Regions from separate parts of the Homo sapiens genome. Here region 2 is linked to region 1. Evidence: chromatin loops called from intact Hi-C (ENCODE). Cell type or tissue: IMR-90. All regions are shown on one strand. Each heading gives the region's core, and the rest is flanking DNA. Links, peaks and the distances in the headings are about the cores only.

Evidence for each region. Peaks named below come from ENCODE experiments on the same cell type or tissue, not always from the same donor. Only the 100,000 strongest peaks of a DNase experiment are listed, where the experiment ranks them.
Region 2: it touches region 1 in a loop (7-fold over the local background); 45 of 110 quality-filtered maps call a loop at or near these places.

What each region holds. Positions count from the first base shown.
Region 1 is chr10:97,455,530-97,472,388 of GRCh38, reverse strand. It overlaps MMS19 (MMS19 cytosolic iron-sulfur assembly component), which reads left to right. Exons shown (of 31, transcript NM_022362.5): 9 at 1,528-1,614; 10 at 2,186-2,260; 11 at 2,666-2,743; 12 at 3,285-3,423; 13 at 3,983-4,137; 14 at 4,806-4,884; 15 at 5,488-5,613; 16 at 5,804-5,885; 17 at 6,230-6,330; 18 at 6,435-6,584; 19 at 8,376-8,531; 20 at 9,707-9,806; 21 at 10,270-10,372; 22 at 10,493-10,561; 9 more. The coding sequence ends at 13,697. ZDHHC16 (zDHHC palmitoyltransferase 16) reads right to left here. Exons shown (of 12, transcript NM_198046.3): 10 at 16,606-16,729; 11 at 16,345-16,415; 12 at 15,019-15,612. The coding sequence ends at 15,498. Among named protein-coding and RNA genes, the nearest start is that of ZDHHC16, 18 kb to the right of the region's middle. In IMR-90, for the core only: a CTCF peak has its summit at 8,597 (motif pointing left); a DNase peak (open chromatin) is centred at 8,378; H3K27ac peaks cover 257 bases.
Region 2 is chr10:97,609,947-97,614,946 of GRCh38, reverse strand. It overlaps HOGA1 (4-hydroxy-2-oxoglutarate aldolase 1), which reads right to left. Exons shown (of 7, transcript NM_138413.4): 7 at 2,145-3,437. The coding sequence ends at 3,288. It overlaps MORN4 (MORN repeat containing 4), which reads left to right. Exons shown (of 5, transcript NM_178832.4): 5 at 1-392. Among named protein-coding and RNA genes, the nearest start is that of MORN4, 21 kb to the left of the region's middle. RefSeq lists an enhancer at 2,402-2,621. In IMR-90, for the core only: a CTCF peak has its summit at 2,313 (motif pointing right); no DNase peak of the experiment used is centred there.

The DNA.
Region 1 (16,859 bases), core at 6,391-11,390:
GCGTGAGCCTGTAATCCCAGCCACTCGGGAGACAGGCAGGAGAATCGCTTGAATCCTGGAGGCAGAGGCTGCAGTGAGCCAAGATCGTGCCATTGCACTCCAGCTTGTGTAACAAGAGCAAAACTCCATCTCAAATAAATAAATAAGCCTAGTTATCTAGTTTTCATTTGCTGTGGAGAAGTCTGAATTTCTTCTGTTTCATAAACTTTTGTATTTACCATTTTTTTCTTCCTCTCTATAAACTGATGTTTGGTTCACCCCGATACATTGAAACTTCACAGTGATGTGCCTTAGTATTGGTCTATTTCATGTACTGTGTTGGGTACTTAGTAGGCCCTGTCAATCTGGTAACCCGTGTCCATTAGTCCTGTAAATTTTTCTTGAATTCTTTAATTGATGATTTCTTCCTCTCTCTTTTCTCTGTTCCTTCATTTTGGAACTCTCATTAATCTTCTGTTGGACCTCTGATTTTCTGACCTTTTGTTTTCTATTTTGTACCTCTGTCTTTTTGTTACTTTATAAGAGAATTCCACAGTTTTATCTTTTCTATCAAAGTCCAGTCATGAAAACAGAAACCAGGCCAGGTTCGGTGGCTTACGCCTGTAATCCCAGCACTTCGGGAGGCTGAGGTGGGTGGATCATTCGAGGTCAGGAGTTCCAGACCAGCCTGGCCAACATGATGAAACCCCATGTCTACAAAAAATATATAAAAATTAGCCAGGTGTGTTGGTGCGCCTGTAACCCCAGCTACTTGGGAGGTTGAGACATGAGAATCACTTGAACCTAGGAGGTGGAGGTTGCACTGAGCTAGGATCAAGCCACTGCAATCCAGCATGGGTGACAGAGTGAGACTCTGTCTCAAAAAAAAATAATAATAATAATAGTAAATCCCTTCTTTTACTATGTTTTTGGTGGAGTTTGCAAAGAGGAAAAGGAAAACCTGATATATGTTTTCAGTCTGTCGTCTTGGTACAGAAACCATCAAGGCTTTCTGTTTTCAGAATTACAGCTTTTTATAAGGGTGAAAAAAATGGAAATGTCCATCAACAAGGAATTATCTAGATAAACTGGTACAACCACAAAATGAAATCATAGCCACTAAAACTAATGCTATGAAAGAATAATACCATAAAAATGTTCTTAATATGTTAAGTGAAAAAAATTAAAAACCACATGTACAAAATGATTTTTAAGTATATATATATTTTATATGGAAACAGTATATACTAGCACATAGTAACAATATATATCAGCGAAGAAAGGAATACACCAGAAAGTTAAGCATGCTTATTTCTGAGTGGTGAAATGATAGAAAATGTGTAATCAGATTTTTTAAAATGCCTAAAGACAAAAGTTCCCAAGGAGTACCTAAGATCAAGCAAGTCTTCTTGCTGGGGCCTCATTATCTTACTATCTTCCCTGATTGGGTATGAGTATCACCCTGTTCTGCAGGGTTACCAGGTTCGAGCCTGTGTTCAAGGTGGTCTGAAATGTTACACAAACCCACAGCCCTTCTCCCTTTTCCAGCCACCTAATGATCCCCATGGTATCCAGAGAGAAGACCTCATCCTGAGTCTTCGCGCTGTGCTGGCTTCTACACCACGATTTGCTGAGGTGGGTCTAGCCAAGGTTAGGGTATATAGCCTCTGCCCATAGATGGCTCTGAAGAAAGAGCAGTAAAAGCATGGAGAAAAAAATATCTGGTATACATTTTAGGGCATGACACCCTGCAAGTGTCTTGTGTGGCAGGTATCTTCAGACCTTCGATGTAGAAAACTTTACCATCTCTTCATAATCCAGAGCTGGATTCAGTGGCACACACCTATAGTTCCAGCTACTCAGGAGGAGTCTGAGTGGAAAGGATCACTTAAACCCAGGAGTTCAAATCCAGCCTGGGCAACATAGGGAGACCTCGTCTCCGCTACACAAAAAAATAAATAAACCCAATCCCTATATGGTGCTGTCTTTTAAAATCCTGTAACTTTGTCAACTTGCCTGTTTTTGAGGTAGTGGGGCTCTGGTCACTGCTTGGCAGGAAGGTTAGCTTACATTCATAGCTCCTGACTTGAGTACAGCTCCTTGATGTAGTACCTGCTTTTAGGGACTGATGGCAAGGACAGGGTTGACCTTGATGTGACTGACACACCACCCATCTCAGGCTTAAGATCTTCCTTCTGTCCCACAGTTTCTGCTGCCCCTGTTGATTGAGAAAGTGGATTCTGAGGTTCTGAGTGCCAAGTTGGATTCTCTACAGACTCTGGTGAGTGATTTTTCTCCTTGCAGGACCCAGCTACCTTTTGACAAGTTAGGGGTCCTAAAGGATATAGATTCTAGGATAGCCAAGGAACAGTTCATGGGCCTCAGAAGAGGATACCCAGGATTTGGGCCTTTGTGTCGACCTGAAGCCCCCAGCTGCATATCGTCGTGTCCCATCCCCCATCCCATAGTAACTGAGGAAAGGCTGACCAGGACTCCCTCTTTAGGCTTCTATTTTATCAACCAGGGTTATCTCCTACTTCTCTGTTCCCTTAGTAGGACTGTTAAAAATCTTAACTGGTTTTTCTGCTGAGACCAGGGCTCCTTCAGGTGCCATTATGCTGAGGTACCTGCACATCCTAGGGTGTCTGAGTGTGTACATAACTGATAGCAGCGGTTTCCTTGGCAGAATGCTTGCTGTGCTGTGTATGGACAGAAGGAACTGAAGGACTTCCTCCCCAGCCTTTGGGCTTCTATCCGCAGAGAGGTGAGTGTCACTCAGATAAACTCACTACTGTTAACTTTCAATTGTCAGGCATGAGGGGAAATAATACATCCTGTCCTTTTCCCTCTGTCATCCCCAGGGCCAAGATATAATGCCTGGTTATTCAGGAGGCAAGTAGGGGGACATAATTCTAGTTGAATGACAAGAGAGAGAGTCCCTATGTGACGGTCAGCTGCTTGGTAAGAGCAGCTGATCACCTTTGCACATTACCCACTTCTTGTCCTTCTGTGGCAAGGAGTGCAGGTCATGGTGCCTTTGGCACCATGGTGAATAGAAAGGTGAGCAGAGCCACTGCTCAGAGTTGGCTTTTTGTTTCTCAGAAAGTATGTGTCTCTGTCCTGAGTGTGACTAAGGACTTGGTAAGAACACACCAATTGAGAAGACACTCAGTTGGGGTGTTAATTTCCATTTCTGTGTCCTAGAGGTTCTCACTCCCCTCTCCAACAAGGAAATAGGCAGTGGATTGGTGGGGTCTCATCTGGTGCAGGCTCACCTCAGTAGCCATGGGATCCCTCCCTGACAGGTGTTCCAGACGGCAAGTGAGCGGGTGGAGGCAGAGGGCCTGGCGGCCCTCCACTCCCTGACTGCGTGTTTGTCTCGCTCTGTGCTGAGGGCTGATGCTGAGGACCTCCTTGACTCCTTCCTTAGCAACATTCTACAGGGTAATGGGGCCGTGGCAGCCAGGAAGGGGAGTGAGCACAATAGAAACGACATTCCTTGCCTGGGTGCGGTGGCTCACGCCTGTAATCCCTGCACTTTAGGAGGCCGAGGCGGGTGGATCACCTGAGGTCAGGAGTTAAAGACCAGCCTGGCCAACATGGTGAAACCTCGTCTCTACTAAAAATACAAAAATTAGCCGGGCGTGGTGGTGGACGCCTGTAATCCCAGCTACTCGGGAGGCTGAGGCAGGAGAATCGCTTGAAAAGGCAGAGGTTGCGGTGAGCTGAGATTGCGCCACTGCACTCCAGCTTGGGCAACGAGAGCAAAACTCCATCTCTAAAAAAAAAACAAATGACATTCCTTAAGGGCCAGTGACCTTTATTGTTTAGTCCCAACATATTTGGTGATTTGGGGGCGATAGCCCTACTTTGAATTGAAAACAATTTGAGTGTTAACTGCTTGCAAACTGTCATGGGTCTCAGTCTCCAACCTCTGTGGACTGTAGGGGAGTCAGGCACCATTTGGCCTCCTCCCCAGCTCTGTGATGTGCTGCTTCTCTAGACTGCAGGCACCACCTGTGTGAACCGGACATGAAACTGGTGTGGCCTAGTGCCAAGCTGTTGCAGGCAGCTGCAGGTGCATCTGCCCGGGCCTGTGACTCTGTCACCAGCAATGTACTGCCTTTACTGCTGGAACAGTTCCACAAGCACAGTCAGGTAAGGGAGCAGAATCTTTGGGGGAAATGATGGGACCTGTGTGCTAGGTTCCCTTTCTCAGAGAGTGAGCTAAGTTTTAGCTTGGGCCAACATAGTAGACCTTGGGTTTTGCTCCCATTAGCTGCTGCTGCTGCTTCCCTTACTCACTTTTTCCCTGTCTCATACATAAAAGGATCATTCTCCCAAGACAGGAGGATAGCTTGAAGCCAGGAGTTCAAGATCAGCCTGGGCAACAAAGTGAGATCCCATCTCTAAAAAAAAAAAAATTTTTTTTAAATTAGCCAAGCAGGACATGCTGGTTCATGCCTGTAATCCCAGCACTTTAGGAGACCAAGGCAGGACAATCACTTGAGGCTAGGATTTAAAGACCAGCTTGGGCAACAAGACAAGACCACATCTCTACAAAAAAAAAAAAAAAAAATTAGCTGGATAAGGTGGCACGCATCTGTAGTCCCAGCTACTCAAGAGGCTGAGGCGAGAGAATCACTTGAACCTAGGAGGTCGGGGCTGCAGGGAGCTATAATCATGCTACTGTATTCCAGCCTGGCTGTGGCATAGCAAAACCCCCATCTCTTGGAAGAAAGAAAGAATTTTCCCTATATCCAGAGTAGCAGGATTGAAATCCTTTAAAATATTCTTTGACTCTAGTACCCCTTGAAACGTTACAGAGCAGCCAGCGGCGGACAATCCTTGAAATGCTCCTGGGTTTCTTGAAGCTGCAGCAGAAATGGAGCTATGAAGACAAAGGTGAGGTTGCCTTCCATTGCAGTGCTCTGGGGACTGTTGAACACTTCAGCCTATAAAGGATAGCAGGGCAAAGAGTGCTGTGGAAAAGTAGTCTAGAACAGTGGTCCTATTCTGAGGTTGTAGCACAAGAGAACACTTAACAGATGAGATGGATGAGATCTGTTTATTTTTCTCAGTGTGCTTTCTGGATACCCAATGGATTAAGCTCTTTAAATCTGCCCCAGGAGGCGGGGCATGGTGGCTCACACCTATAATCCCAGCACTTTGGTAGGCTAAGGCAGGCGGAAAACTTGAGGTTAGGAGTTCGAGACCAGCCTGGCCAATATGGTGAAACCCTGTCTCTACTAAAAATACAAAAATTAGCCAGGCCTGTTGGCACATGCCTGTAATTCCAGCTACTCGGGAGGCTGAGGCAGGAGAATGGCTTGAACCTGGGAGGCAGAGGCTGCAGTGATCCGAGATTACGCCACTGCACTCCAGCCTGGGCAACAGAGGCCTTGTCTCAAAAAAAAAATCTACCCCAGGTTGGCTGTGTATCACAGCTTAGTCAGGGATATGGAATGCAGTGGCTTCCTTCTAACCTGGCCTCTGTCTCTTCCCTAGATCAAAGGCCTCTGAATGGCTTCAAGGACCAGCTGTGCTCACTGGTATTCATGGCTCTAACAGACCCCAGCACCCAGCTTCAGCTTGTTGGCATCCGTACACTGACAGTCTTGGGTGCCCAGCCAGGTACATCTTAAGGGAAAGAGAAGAGGAAAATATTGGTCCTTTTCTTGTAAGACTGCCTTGGTGAAAAGCAGCCTTACTATCCTCTTCTTACTGCAACTCTGGATGATTTGGGATTTCTAATAAGAGCTTAGAAGGGTTGTGATGGCTGCAGGGGAAGAAAGATGAGATTCATGTTCCCTTCTAACTACAGATCTCCTATCTTATGAGGACTTGGAGCTGGCAGTGGGTCACCTGTACAGACTGAGCTTCCTGAAGGAGGATTCCCAGAGTTGGTGAGAATTTAAAGCAATGAGATAGAGCAAGCTGTTCCCTGCCTCTGTATTGGCAGCAAAAGATCAAGCTAGGACCAGGGCTCTGTGCTTCTGACCCTTGGCTCTCCTTAGGGGAGGTGAGCTCTGTGTTAGACTCTGGCTGCTAACCAGTTGGAGAGATGTAGGACTGCTCTCTTCTTAGGCTTTAAGAAGCCCTGTCCAACTCAGTGGTGTAGGTACTTGAGTTCTGCTCTTTAGCAAGGAGGCGTTGGGAGCTCACACTCCTGAATCTGCCTAATATCAGACGTAGGCAAGAGAGCTGTGAGCCCAGGCTCAGCCAATGCTTATCTGCTCTGCGCCTCCAGCAGGGTGGCAGCACTGGAAGCATCAGGAACCCTGGCTGCTCTCTACCCTGTGGCCTTCAGCAGCCACCTCGTACCCAAGCTCGCTGAGGAGCTGCGTGTAGGTATGTGTCTCTAATCCTCTGTGGCCCATCCCTTTCCAGCAAGGCTTTGGGGCCTTCGTGCTTCCTATCACACAGTAAACCTTTGTCTCATGGGTTGCTTTCAGGGGAGTCAAATTTGACTAACGGAGATGAGCCCACCCAATGCTCCCGGCATCTGTGCTGTCTGCAAGCCTTGTCAGCTGTATCAACACATCCCAGCATCGTCAAGGAGACACTGCCTCTGCTGCTGCAGCATCTCTGGCAAGTGAACAGAGGTAACTACTAGGAATAACCACCAACGGACTGGGCTGAATAGGGAGCTGTAGTCTCTAAGGCAGTGGTTCTAGCTGTAGCTATACATAAGAGTAACAGAATCAACTCTTTTAAAAGAAAAAAAAAATACTGATGCCTGCGTCCAACTGAATCAGTCTCTGAGGAGGGATGGGACTTAGGCAACAGTACTATTAAGAGTACCCGGCCAGGGCCGCTGCTCTTGCCTGTAATCTCAGCACTTTGGGAGGCCGAGGCCAGCAGATCACTTGAGGTCAGGAATTTGAGACCAACTTAGCCAACATGGAGAAACCCAGTCTCTACTAAAAATACAAAAAATTAGCTGGGCATGGTGGCATGCGCCTGTAATCCCAGCTACTGGGGAGGCTGAGGCAGGAGAATCTCTTGAACCCACAAGGCGGAGGTTGCAGCGAGCTGAGATTGCGCCACTGTACTCCAGCCTGGCCAGCCTGGGCAATAGAGTGAAACTCTATCTCAAAAGAAAAAAAGGGTTGGGCGCAGTGGCACATGCCTATAATCCCAGCACTTTGGGAGGCTGAGGCGGGTGGATCACAAGGTCAGGAGTTTGAGACCAGCCTGACCAACATGGTGCAATCCCGTCTCTACTAAAAATTATCTGGTCATGGTGGCAGGCGCCTGTAATCCCAGCTACTCAGGAGGCTGAGGCAGGATAATCGTTTGAACCTGGGAGGCGGAGGTTGCAGTGAGCCAAGATCATGCCATTGCACTCACACCTGGGCAAACAGGGTGAAACTCCATCTCAAAAAAGAAAAAAAAAAGTGCCGGGCTGGGTGTGGTGGCTCATGCCTGTAATCCCAGCACTTTGGGAGGCCAAGGCTGATGGATCACTTGAGCTCAAGAGTTTGAGACCTAACCAGCCGATGCAACATGGCGAAACCGCATCTCTACAAAAAATACAAAAATTAGCCAGGAGCAGTGGCATGCACCTGTAGTCCCAGCTACTTGGGAGGCTAAGGCAGGAGAATCACTTTGAGCCCGGGAGGCAGAGGTTGGAGCAAGCCGAGATCGCTCCATTGCACTCCAGCCTGACCTGGGCAACAGGAGTGAAGCCCTGTCTCCAAAAAAAAAAAAAAAAATTACCTAGGTAATTTTCATGTGGGATCTGAATTGAGAGGCATCACCCTAAGGCCGTGGTGCTCAAAAGATGGTCTGTTAACCAGCAGCATGGGTGACATCTGGGAGCTTGTTAGAAGTGCAGAATCTCAGGCCCTCACTGATCAGAATCTGCATTTTGACAGTGTACCCTGGTAACTCGTAGACTGTTGAGTTTGAGAAGCACTGCTCCAATGCAAAAGTGACAGCAGCCTGCCCTGTGGGTAGATTCAGGCCCACTGTGGTTGATCCAGCAGCTGTTACATAGTAGAATGAATACTAGACTTGGATTATAACTTGGGCTTGATTCCTGACTTTGCACTTCCTGTGACCCTGGAAAAGCCACTGATCATGTATTTCATTGTGCCTCCATGTCCTTCTCTATAGAGTGAGGGAAATGATACTTCTAAGGTTGTTATGAAAAATAAGGAGAGAATATATACAAGTGCTTCTGCTGCAGAGCCTGGGACAGAGCAAGTCTCAACTATGAAGTCTGAATAGATCAGAAAGAACAGCCAGGAGAATAAAGTGACTCAGCTTTTTAATAAGGCACTCTTGGTCCCTTCAGTCACTCTTCTTTGTTCCTCTCATCTGCTGTGTAATTGGAAACACCTGAAAGTGCTTTTAAGCAAACCTTACAGAGAACACTTTCTCATCAACAGGGAATATGGTTGCACAATCCAGTGACGTTATTGCTGTCTGTCAGAGCCTCAGACAGATGGCAGAAAAATGTCAGCAGGACCCTGAGAGTTGCTGGTATTTCCACCAGACAGCTATACCTTGCCTGCTTGCCTTGGCTGTGCAGGCCTCTATGCCAGGTAACTTTCCACCTCTCCTTCCTGGCCTTTGGGAACTTTGCCCTCTGCTGGTGTTGAACAGCACCACCCTCTGGGTATTGGTGGTACTGTATTTTGTACCATCAGAGGTTTATTTTCAATCCTTTGTCCTCAGAGTGAGATTTCACTTCATAGCAAAGGGTGCCACCCTGACCAGTGGCAGGAACCAAAATCCACTAGTGTTAGCAACATTCAAAAGAATGCACACCTTTTCCCCATGAAGTGCTATGTGATTAGTTTACTTAGAATTGGACTCTGGAGTCAAGCCCACCTGGTTGGGTTTTATCCTCAACTCTACCACTTGCTAACTTAGGTGAAGATATTCAGCCTTTCCACGCTTCAATTTCCTCACTTGTAAGATGGAGATAAAGAGTACCGTCTAGGCTGGCGCCATGGTTCACACCTGTAATCCCAGCACTTCAGGAGGCCAAGATGGGAGGATCACTTGAGTCCAGGAGTTTGAGACCAGCCTGGGCAACACAGGGGACCCTGTTTCTACAAATAGTCAGACATAGTGGTGCACACCTATAGTCCCAGCTGCTCAAGAGGCTGAGGTGGGAGGATCACCTGAGCCCAGGAGTTCAAGGCTGCAGTGAGGCATGATTGTGCCTCTGCACTCGAGCCTGGGTGACAGAGCGAGATCCTGTTCCTGTCTCAAAAAAAAAAAAAAAAAAAACTGTTTCACAGGGTAGTTGGTAAGGATTAAATAAGTTAGTGTATAGTACCTGCCACATAGGAAGTACTCAGTGTATGATAGTTGCTATAAATAATAAGGACCCATGAAGATAAATCTATGTTTTTAATTTTTTCAGAGACCAACATTACTATTTTTTTTTCCTTGCATCTCCAGGGACACCAGGGACAACATTTCTATTTCTTATGTTAAGAATGTTCATCTTAGCTATCCCTCTTTCCCACTGTTGGCCTAGTCTAAAGACTGTGCAGAGTTCTCAGGAGCGCTCTGTGGCCCCAGGTCAGACCACTCCTGTTTCTGGTGCCCTGATTCTCAGGACTATAGCACTACCAGAGACCAGATTAAGAACTGCTGTCGTGGCTAGAGTCAAGCCCCAGAGTCAGTGATGCTGACAGAACCCAATCATTCATTTCTTGAACCCGTCATGGTCTTGTGATTGTGTGCATGTGTGTGTGTTTTGCAGAGAAGGAGCCCTCAGTTCTGAGAAAAGTACTATTGGAGGATGAGGTGTTGGCTGCCATGGTGTCTGTCATTGGCACTGCTACAACCCACCTGAGCCCTGAGTAAGTATAATCATGGATGTGGCTTGAACCCAGGGAGAAGGATAGCATTCTTAGGAAGAAGCAACAGGTAGCTGCCTTGTCAGCTGTCCTTTTACCTATATGTAAATGTGGTGCAGTTAATCGTCTTGTAAGTTTTGTTGACAAAACAAAAGGAAGGGGCTCTTAGCACCATGGACTATGAGGGTGGGAAGCCAGGGCCAGTGGTTCTTAGCCGCAGATGTGCTTAAGAATTACCTGTAGAGCATTTTAAAATATACCTTGACTTCCCAGATGGGAACCTGAATGGAAATGATTACTGGCACATATGTGCCAAATTAATATTTGTTCAATGCATGAATGATCAGGGCATGTCCCATTGACGTGGTGATCCTAATTCAAACCCTAGGTTGAAAAGCACGTCTGTGGAGGAGAGGGCTGCTTTAGAATCCTAGCTCCTTGGTCATACCTAGTACTCTGCCCCCAGGTTAGCTGCCCAGAGTGTGACACACATTGTGCCCCTCTTCTTGGATGGCAACGTGTCCTTTCTGCCTGAAAACAGCTTCCCGAGCAGATTCCAGCCATTCCAGGTAACAGTCTTAGAACTTACATCCTTCAAGCTGGTTTTTTTTTAGGGCTAATCTGGAATGGGTAGAGGGGCAGACAAGCTTATTGCTGGCAGGCTTGATCGGGCTCTCCTTCCTTTATAGGATGGCTCCTCAGGGCAGAGGCGGCTGATTGCACTGCTTATGGCCTTTGTCTGCTCCCTGCCTCGAAATGTAAGTGAGCACATTTGGGAAGTACTGTTATTTAACCTTGACAAGGTGACTCCGGGCTGAAATTTGCCACAGGCTAAGCTGATCTTTTACTTCCCCCACCAGAGAAGTTAGTTCTCATCCGTCCCGGTCCCTGCTGCCACTATGTACTGGTTCTCTTGGAGTTCAAGTGTTCTCTGGGTCCATTACATGGCCAGGTTTTCTGTAGGTGGAAATCCCTCAGCTGAACCAACTCATGCGGGAGCTTTTGGAACTGAGCTGCTGCCACAGCTGCCCCTTTTCTTCCACCGCTGCTGCCAAGTGCTTTGCAGGACTCCTCAACAAGCACCCTGCAGGTACTGAGATCAGACTATGTAAGGAGCCTCCCAGAATCAACTACCCATGAAATCTTATAGCTCAGTACTCATTCTCTTTTTAAAAGGAGCTTGCTAATAACATTAACAGGGCTTCAACTGCTCAAGCACTGTCCTGGGACTGCCCGTGGGAAAAGCGTCAAGACCACAGTTGGGCAGAGCTTTATAGTACCTAAGAAGAGAAGGGAGCACAAAGAGTCTAGTTCTGCCGTCCTACTCCCTACAGTGGGGCTAGTGTGGATAATTCTTTATTGGAAGTAGATGACCCTCTCTTTTCAAATGGCAGCACCTCTGTATTATGAGAATACCAGGCTCTTATGCAGGTGTCCAATCATTTTGTCCACAGGCAAAAATGATATTTTCCCTTTCTAACAGCTTCTCAGGGAGCTCTGCACTTAAAGTGATTTGCATTTCATTGCTAAAGGGAAAATGTGTAGCCTTTATGTCAGCATTTCCTCTCTCCTTTTTAGGGCAGCAGCTGGATGAATTCCTACAGCTAGCTGTGGACAAAGTGGAGGCTGGCCTGGGCTCTGGGCCCTGTCGTAGTCAGGCCTTCACTCTTCTTCTCTGGGTAAGGAGTTGGAGTGGAGTCTGGTTAGCCAGAGAGGCAATTATGTCTGGTTAAATAAAATGTCCCTGTTTGACCCTAAACCATAAACATCTATGTCTCAGGGTTCTCGGGTTTGAGTGTCATTCCCCAATTGCTCTCTCTGTCTCCAATTACAGGTAACAAAGGCCCTAGTGCTCAGATACCATCCTCTCAGCTCCTGCCTTACAGCCCGGGTACGTCCTTTCTGGAGACAGAAGAACCCAGGACCTAAACAAACTTTCTGGTTGCTCCTATTCCTCCCAAGGACTTCCATCCTCCCCTGTGTGTTTTTTGTTTTCTTTTCTTTTTTCTTTTTGGAGACAGGGTCTTACTCTGTCACCCAGGCTGGAGTACAGTAGTGCAATCACAGCTCACTCCAGCCTCAACCTCCGTAGGCTCAAGTGATCCTCCCACTTCAGCCTCGCAAGTAGCTGGGACTACAGGGGCACCCCACCACACCCAACTAATGTTTGTATTTTTTGTAAGAACTGGGTTTGGCCATGTTGCCCAGACTCCTAGACTCAAGCAGTCCACCTGCCTTGGCCTCCCAAAGTGCTAGGATTACAGGCATGAGCCACCACACCCGGCCCCATCCTTATCTTTGGCACTTAAGATTCTTCTTCCCTGATGTACCTCAAAGGCTCTTTTTTCTCCAGCTCATGGGCCTCCTGAGTGACCCAGAATTAGGTCCAGCAGCAGCTGATGGCTTCTCTCTGCTCATGTCTGACTGCACTGATGTGCTGACTCGTGCTGGCCATGCCGAAGTGCGGATCATGTTCCGCCAGCGGTTCTTCACAGATAATGTGCCTGCTTTGGTCCAGGGCTTCCATGCTGCTCCCCAAGGTGAGGAGTCTGAAAGAAGGTCCCCACATATACACATCTCTCCTTTGCTTGGCCACATTCCCTAAGATAATTTAGGGCCCGCTTGCTTCTTTAGAGCTATATTGTGGTCTGTGCCTAGAAGACTAAACTTCTAGATTCTTGTCCCACTTCTTCCTTTCATGGGCGTATCTTGCTTATTCTGAGCGTGAAGGGCTCTTTCACCCGTTTGTAGGCTGATGTCTCAGCCTCACCACAGATTGGAATTGATTTCTCAAGCTATATATCTAAGTCCAATTTCTCCCCTAAGCCTTTCCATTTTTTACAGATGTGAAGCCAAACTACTTGAAGGGTCTTTCTCATGTACTTAACAGGCTGCCCAAGCCTGTACTCTTGCCAGAGCTGCCCACGGTAAGTCCCACAGGCAGAGCTTCTAAGCAAAGGACAAAGCTATTCTTCCCCAGATGGGGCTAGAAAGGGGAGGGAACAAGAACCAGGATCTTCATGATGTGGCCATCCCCTACCTTGCCCATTGCCCCTTAGCTTCTTTCCTTGCTGCTGGAGGCCCTGTCCTGCCCTGACTGTGTGGTGCAGCTCTCCACCCTCAGCTGCCTTCAGCCTCTTCTACTGGAAGCACCCCAAGTCATGAGTCTTCACGTGGACACCCTCGTCACCAAGTTTCTGAACCTCAGCTCTAGCCCTTCCATGGTGCGTTGAGCCCCAGCAACTCTTAGGCACCAGCATCTCTCCCTGGGCATGCTCTCACCTCCTTGTGGTTGTGTTCCAGGCTGTCCGGATCGCCGCACTGCAGTGCATGCATGCTCTCACTCGCCTGCCCACCCCTGTGGTAAGTACCTCAGGTGTCCTTCCCTGGCCTGGGAACATCTCAAGAGACACATAAGTACCTTTTTGCCTTAGTCAGGTGGGCTTGGCCACCCTGGTGTGTAATTGAGATCTGAATTACAAGGTACAGATCTTGTAATTCTGGGCCCAAGGATTCTTTTCCTTGGGCCCAGAAGGTAACAGAAAGGCCATCCTGCCACTTAACATCCCTTGGAATCACTAAAGATGTTTTGCTTTCCTCAGAATATTAGTTGTACAGAATCAAAAAAGCGGTACTTTCAGTTGCCTTGGATGAGCAAGGTTGATTATATCCTCTGACTCCACAGCTGCTGCCGTACAAACCACAGGTGATTCGGGCCTTAGCCAAACCCCTGGATGACAAGAAGAGACTGGTGCGCAAGGAAGCAGTGTCAGCCAGAGGGGAGTGGTGAGTTTCTAGGTCGTGGGGAGAGATGGGACCAAGATGAGCCTCATCACTAATGCTGCCAACTTTCTTTTTGCCTACAGGTTTCTGTTGGGGAGCCCTGGCAGCTGAGCCCTCAGTCCTGGCCTAGACTGTTCTGACAATCTAACCTGGGATTACTAACTGTTGAGCCATCTTCCCCAAAGCAGGGAAACCACTGGTCTCTGACTGCCTTTCCCACAGACACAGCACAAATGCTAGGCCTCTGTTGCATGGCTGTACAAAGAACATAAGAGTCCATATTTCTAGTGGATTTGTAAAATAAGTGTGTGTGAGACACTTGCGTTTGAAGAAAGATCTAGGGTCCTGGGTCTCTTGCATTTATATGTCAGAAAAGGGGCGATATGCTGCTGAGGGGTGAGTGCATATGAGTGTGGCCCTGAGGACCAGGGCTGGCAGATGTTGTCTACCTGCTGAAGAATAAAGATTTCTTTTGGTAATGGGGCTGTCAGATATTTCCCCCACCCCACATATGCCTCATATAACCAGAGGCATCACTGGAATAACAATGACAGGGATTGGCCAAAAATTTTTCAGGGTAACCAGGACAGTAGCACATGCCTGTAACCCCAACACTTCAGGAGGCTGAGGCAGGCGGATCACTTGAGGCTAGGAGTTTGAGACTAGCCCTGGCAGTATAGCAAGAACCCATCTCTACAAATAATTAAAAAAAAAAAAAAATTAAGCTGGGCATGGTGGCTGACGCCTGTAATCCCAGCATTTTGGGAGGCCGAGGCGCATGGATCAGTGGAGGTCAGGAGTTCAAGACCAGACTGGCCAACATGGTGAAACCCCATCTCCACTAAAAATACAAAAATTAGCCAGGTGTGGTGGCATACGCCTTTAATCACAGCTACTTGGGAGGCTGAGACACAAGAATCACTTGAGCCGGGCGCGGTGGCTCACGCCTGTAAAGCTTGTAATCCCAGCACTTTGGGAGGCCGAGGCGGATGGATCACAAGGTCATGACATCGAGACCTCCTGGCTAACACAGTGAAACCCCGTCTCTACTAAAAATACAAAAATTAGCCGGGTGTGGTGGCGGGCGCCTGTAGTCCCAGCTACTCGGGAGGCTGAGGCAGGAGAATGGCGTGAACCCGGGAGGCGGAGCTTGCAGTGAGCCGAGATCACACCACTGCACTCCAGCCTGGGTGATATAGAGCGAGACTCCGTCTCAAAAAAAAAAAAAAAAAAAAATCACTTGAAACTGGGAGGCGGAGGTTGCAGTGAGTCAAGATCGCGCCACTGCATTACAGCCTGAGAGACAGAGTGAGACTCCATCTCCAAAAAAAAAAAAAATGTAGGAAGCATGACCAGAACACCTACTCACTAGGTCTTGACCCTGACTTTCCCCTTCCCTGCCCTATCGTGAGGCAGAGAGTGAGAAGCTACATATCTTTAAAAATCGAATACCTTTATTTGTGCTCCCTTAAGCAGCATGTGAGAAGTGGCAGTGACCTCAGCAGCAGGCCTGGTATCTTTGCCCTGTTGAGAAGCCAAGATCTCAGCTGTACTAGTCAGGTGTTTTTTCAGACAGCAAGTAGAAGAGGTGGTGGCCAACTCCAGTGCTGTATCCTGGAGGAGGTCCGGGTCAGCACTGGGCAAGGTAGGTAGCTAGCTGCCTGACCCCTAGTCTGGGGTTGGAACTTCTGTTTGCCTGAGTAAAGGGATGTCAGTCCTAAGATTTCTCCACATTGTGTCTTTCTTCTGCAGTGGTAAAAAGGCTGGTCCTTGAATTGTCCTGCATGGTACCCTAAGGCAGGCCCACTGGCTCTTTTTGATCAAGGATTCTGAGAAAAGCTGCCCTTGGAGGCCCTTGAAATAACATAGGGAGCAGAATGAGTGCTCGAGTCGTGGCTGACACAGTCCAGCTCACACTGCCATCACAGAGGCTGAGTGAGCAGTCACCCAGGGAGGGGGCTCCCAGCTCATTCCATTCCCATGGGGCAAGTGACTAGAAGGTAAGAGCACCCGAGTAAGCCAGTGCCTAGAAGAGAAGAGAGAAATGTCTCTGAGTTCAAGAATTCTTGGTCCTTCCCAATCATCATTCCTTAACAAGCATACATCAAGGTATCCTGAAGCTACCTCGGTGTCAATCATGAAAGTAACAAAAGTTCTAATTTCTGCTACCCAATTTTATCCAACAAATGTACCTTTTGGTCCTTTGAAGGCCTTTTAAGGTTTCGAGCTAAACTTCTAAAGGTCCACTGTAAGCACAGTGATAGGAGTGTCATGTACATGGGAAAGGGAGGAGGGAAGGCACGTCTGTTCATCTGATTGTTACCGCCTCAGTAACTGCCATTTGAAAAATTGTTTCCCCTTGTCTTGGGCTGAGAGAGCTAGCTCCAGTTACTGTCTTAGGGCCTCTATGACAAGTAGATTATTTTAATCTCACAAATTATTGGCTTGAACTCTAGACACTGCTCTCCAAGTGAGAGGTGACTGGTGGCCACCATATCCTACACCCAGAGGCCCCTTCCTGAGCACAGCTTTCCTAGGATTCCACTGTAGTCACGTTGAAGCCTCATCTGTTACTTAAAACCACACAGTATTGGCCTCAAGCCTTTCTGGTTCAAATGGACAATGATCTCTATTCCTAGAGTCTAGAACTGTGCTAACACAGTAGCCACTAGCCATATTCCAAGTGCTCACAGGCATAGAACATCTTTCTCATCACAGTGTTCTGTTGGACAGCATTAGTCTGTGTGTCTTACATTACCTTCCTGTATCCACACCCAGGAATACCTTCCAGTTGTCCAAGCAGCCGTAGTTGTAAGGATTCCTAAATACCTGGAGCCAAGAAAAACATGTTTCTTTGAACTTCTAATTTTTCAGACTAAATTGGCTAAGCTAAAGCTCAGATAGAGTAGTTCTGGCCTTTTACAATGCTTGCCCTAGTCAGCCCTGCCCATGGCCTCTGTTTACAGGAGAGCAAGTTCAGTTACCCACCTACCCACCCCGAGCCTTCAACCCTACTCACTCTGCCCTTGGCCTGTAGCCGACGTCTCTCCTTCTTGTTGATGTGCCTTTCGATGCTAGTCTCACCTCGACTGATGAGAACAGCATGCCATACAGTTAGGGCACCCAGGGCAAGTGCCACAGAACTAAGAAAAGAGGGGCGAAGACTGGTGGGTAGTTTAGAGAGGGCTGGAGGAAGTATGTCTGAAATTGAGCTAAGCAGTAACAACTGGTTTGGAACCTCTCTACCTAAGTCTTCCTCACCTCCCACCATAT
Region 2 (5,000 bases), core at 1-5,000, 150 kb before region 1:
TTCATACGGATGGCTTGGGCTGACACAGTTTCTTCCCAGTGGACCAATAAATCAGACTCACCCGAACCCCTGGGGTTTTGGTAGAATTGGACCTACTCTAGGACTGTGGGGAACTAAAGGAGCATTTGGCTCACTGTAGCTCTTCTATCATGAGCCTTGACCGTCAGGCCGCAATCAGACCTTACTGATGGGATCTCTGCAGTTTATTACGTAGGCCTCCCGTTACCCTGGTACCCAAATACGTCCCCCACCTCTAGCTCCCTAGCCTCACATTGAATGTCTCTTCAACAGCAGATTGTGGTGGAAGTTATAGCCGTGTGCCTCTATTTATTCTCTGAATTGTACTGTAGAAAAAGGTGTTTATAAAGAATAAAGAAATCACCAGAACTGCCTATACCTAGTTTTCCTGACTTTCTGGCCCTGCGTCTTCATGAATATCAACCCATTTGCTGTTTGTAAAAGTTAATCGGGTTAGCCCTTGGAACTGACCCTGCACACTTTATCAAGTCATCTAATTTTCTCAGCCTCTACAGAGGAGGACGTATGAACTTTTTTTTCTTATTTAAATCAGACAATCTCAGGCTGTCCCAACTAGTAGGTAGCACAGCTGGGTGAGATTTGTAACCGAGCCTTTCTGATTCCAGCTCCCTTTACTGGACCTCTCTCACCCTGAGCATCAGAGTACTTAAGTCCTGAGACTAGTTATGGCCACACCTGCTGGGTTACCTCTGGCAGGTCCACTCCTGCCGGAGTTTCCCTTTTTCTGCAACAGGAGAGTGGTGGAACATTGACCCCCACGCTAACCCTTTTACATGCACGTCCTTGTTGGAGGAAGGTACTATTATTATCCCTGTATTACAGATGAGGCTCAGGGAAGTTAAGCAGTTTCTCCAAGGTCCCATAGACACTAAGGGGCAGATCCCAGAACTTAAACCCAGACCTGTTTAAGCCCAGAGGCTGAGCTCTTACCCAGTGCACTACCCTGCCTGCCTAGCCCTAACTTTTCCCCCAAGTCCTAAACTTGATTCTCCTCTGAGCCTTGCTCCTCTGGAAGTTGCCTGTGAGAGGACCCCAGGCACTAAGCCCCAAGCTGTAGTGCCATTCAGAGCCTGGTTTTGGGTTGAAGATTGAGATCTTTTATTTTCTCTCCTTTAGCCTCTGCCCTAAACAAGTATCTATTTACCTCTCTTTTTAACCTTACACTTTCTTTTAAGGAGTAATTTTTTTACAATGTATCTCCATTTTTCTGCCACTAGTCAAATATTACCACTGAAAAAGGTTAAATATTTTGGAGAAAGCATCCTTTTTTGTTGTTGTTGTTGAGATGGAGTTTTGCTCTTGTGGCACAGGCTGGAGTGCCATGACACGATCTCGGCCCATTGCAACCTCCACCTCCCACGTTCAAGCGATTCTTGTGCCTCAGCCTCCTGAGTAGCTGGGATTACAGGCGTGTGCCACCACGCCCGGCTAATTTTTGTATTTTTAGTAGACATGGGGTTTGCCGTGTTGATCAGGCTGGTCTCAAACTCTTGACCTCATGTGATCCTCCTGCCTCCGCCTCCCAAAGTGCTGCCTGGCCCTAAACACTTAGCACTTTAATCAAAAAGGATGCTGAAGGGGTGCAGTGGCTCACGCCTATAATCCCAGCACTTTGGGAGGCCGAGGCAGGAAGATCACCTGAGGTCAGGAGTTCGAGACCAGCCTGACCAACATGGCGAAACGCTGTCTCTACTAAAAATACAAAAATTAGCCGGGCATGGTGGTGAACACCTGTAATTCCAGCTACTCGGGAGGGTGAGGCAGGGGAGTCACTTGAATCTGGGAGGCAGAGGTTGTAGTGAGCCGAGATCGTGCCACTGCACACCAGCCTGAATGACAGAGCAAGACTCTGTCTCAAAAAAATAAAATAAAAGTGCTAAGTGTTTGTTTCTAAATAGCTCACTTGCTCTCTTTTGCCTCTTACCCCTTCCCCAGGTCTCCAGTAAGTGAATGCCTGTTGGCTCAGTATTGCTGGGGACACTCTTCGAGCTGGGAGAAGGCAGACCATCAGAGCTCTTTTGCCTTTAGAAAGGTTCTTGACATCTGGCCAGGAAACCTAAGATCTGCATAGCAATAGAGTGTCCATCTTTATATAGCCACACTAATTTTTTCTGTTAAATTTTATTATAGTAACAAAGTGACTATTTTTAATAATAAAAGCAGAGTGCCTGTAGGCAAGTGGATGGCCCTATCTCAGGCCAAGTCTCCTTAGTGTTTCAGACCTAGGCTGACCAGAATAGTCTTCTAGAATGTAACATTTATCCACCAGGTGTCATTATTTACCAATCTGACAAGCCACTGGGCTGTCTCCGTGCATTCAATGGTTGGAATCAAGGCTACAGACCAGAATAGGAGATGAATGAAAATAGATTTAGAAAAGGGCGTTGTGGCTGGAATGCAGCTTGCAGTGTGGAGGGCAGGGATGGGAGGGTAAAGAGGGCTCTTTGAAAGACCAGTGTCACTTTCCTGATCAAGTTTCTTAAGCTGATACTTCCCTGGAAGGAGTCAGAACTTGGGTTTGTAGGAGTAGCCCTGGCCTCCAGCTGCATTGTGCTAGACTCAGGTTTGAAGCCCCAAATCTAAGTAGTCCCCCCTTTGATAAATTCCCGGCCGGGTGCAGTGGCTCACAGCTGTAATCCCAGCACTTTGGGAGGCCGAGGCAGTTGGATCACCTGAGGTCAGGAGTTCAAGACCAGCCTGGCCAACACGGTGAAACCCCATCTCTGCTAAAAATACAAAAATTAGCTGGGCGTGGTGGCAGGCGCCTGTAATCCCAGCTACTCGGGAGGCTGAGGCAGGAGAATCGCTTGAACCCAGGAGGCGAGATCATGCCATTGCACTCCAGCCTGGGTGACAGAGTGAAACTCTGTCTCAAAAAAAAAAAAAAAGAAAAGAAAATTCCCTTACTGTGCCTACTTGCCCCTCTGCCCTTCCTTTCTGACTTCATGTGCCTCAGGGCGTAGGAAAGCATCCACAGTAGAAAGATAAATTGAGAAATTGCTCCTTCCCAGTCTTCAGACCAGAGACACAGTTTAGGATCCAAAAGGGAGAGGTCAGGGGCCGTTAGAATAGGAGATATGCATGGGCGTGCCTGTGAAAGGCTGCCTGGAGGACCACAGCAGGCAAAGGAGCCTCTATCGGCTCCCCGCTGCCTGCCACCCTCATCCCCCTGTGCTCTCCGCTTCAGGCTGCAAGTGCAAGGCAGGAGGCTGAGATGGGCTCAGGCCAGCCATGGACCCTGCCTGCCCTCAGAGCCAGCCGTTGCTGGTGAAATCCATGCGCAGTGCCTCCTCCTCAGCGGGGCTCAGCTCCTGCAAGGGGGCGCGGCAGGGGCCTCCATAGTAGCCAAACCAGTCCATGATTTTCTTCAGCCCTGGGATCCCAAAGCGCCGGGTCACCTGCAAAGCAGGGCCTGTTAGAAGAGACTGAGAAATTTGCTGAACACCCATATCTGGAACTCGGAGATCTGTCACTTTCAGAACATTGAAGTCCTACCCTCTTCCCCCAGGAAAGTAACTGCCAACTCTATGGCACCCAGGGTACATTGGGAATCCAGATTTAGAGACCAGAGAGCAGGTCTGTAATAGCAAAATACAAAAACTTCAGATTGGGGAAGAAGAGTGCCTCCTTTGGTTTTAGGAGAAAAATCCACTCCAACAGAGAGGAGAGTGGTATTTGGTCCTCAAGCTGGGGTGGGAGAAGACAGCAAGGCTGCAGGTCTAGGCACTAGAGCATCAGCAGTCTGCAGCCCAGCTCCCTGAAACCTGACGCAGGTCACACCAGACCTGGGAAGTCAGGAAGGGGAAGGATCTGTGAGAGTCTCAGGCACAGCCCAGACCTCTACTCCCCTTGCATCTGGCTGCCCTCACCTCCCCATAGCTCCTCCTGACCCTAACACTAAATGGTCTCCCAGGAAAAGCAAAGCATCATTTCCCAAGGAAGTTTTGTTGTATAAACTGTATGTCATTTACTTATTATCTCTGAGTAAGTTCTCCTGTCTAAAAAAGGAAGGGGCTGGACAACATGATCTCTAAAGGCTTTTCCCTGATAATGGGGGACCTAAAGCTATTGTTATAATTTATTCATTTATTTTTATTTATTTATTTTTTTGAGACAGTCTTGCTCTGTCACCCAGGCTGGAGTGCAGTGTCCTGATCTCAGCTCATTGCAATCTCTGCCTCCTGGGTTCAAGTGATTCTCCTGCCTCAGCCTCCTGAGTAGCTGAGATTACAGGCACCTGCCACCACACCAAGCTCGTTTTATTTTATTTTATTTTTGTATTTTTAGTAGAGACAGGGCTTCGCCATGTTGGCCAGGCTGGTCTCAAACTCCTGACCTCAAGTGATCTGCCCGCCTCGGCCTCCCAAAGTGCTAGGATTACAGGCATGAGCCACTGCACCCGTAATAATTTATTTATTTTTATTTTATGTTTATGTTTTTGAGACAGGGTCTCACTGTGCCACTCAGGCTAGAGTGCAGTGGTATGATCATGGCTCACTGTAGCCTAGACCTCCTGGGCTCAATCGATTCTCCCACCTCAGCCTCCACAGCACCTTGGACTTCAGGTGCATGACAGCATGCCTGGCTAATTTTTGCATTTTTTGTAGAGACGAGGTCTTGCTATGTTGCTCAGGCTAGTCACAAACTCCTGAGCTCAAGTGATCTGCCCACCTTGGCCTCCCAAAGTCCTGGGATTACAGGCATGAGCCACGGCGCCTGGCCTATTATAATTTAAAATCGTGTATGGAATATTACAGAATAAATGAAGCATCAAATTTCCTTGCTTTTGGTATAGCAACTGGTTATTTCATGCTGATCAGAAATATTAGATGAATCTTTCACTACCTAAAAACTACAAAAGTAGTCCTTAAGAAAGTTTTATTTGGAGAGAAGCTAAAACCTTAGGAGGATAAAAATAAAAGGTTGTTTGGGATAAAAAGGCCAGGAACCACTGATGAAAG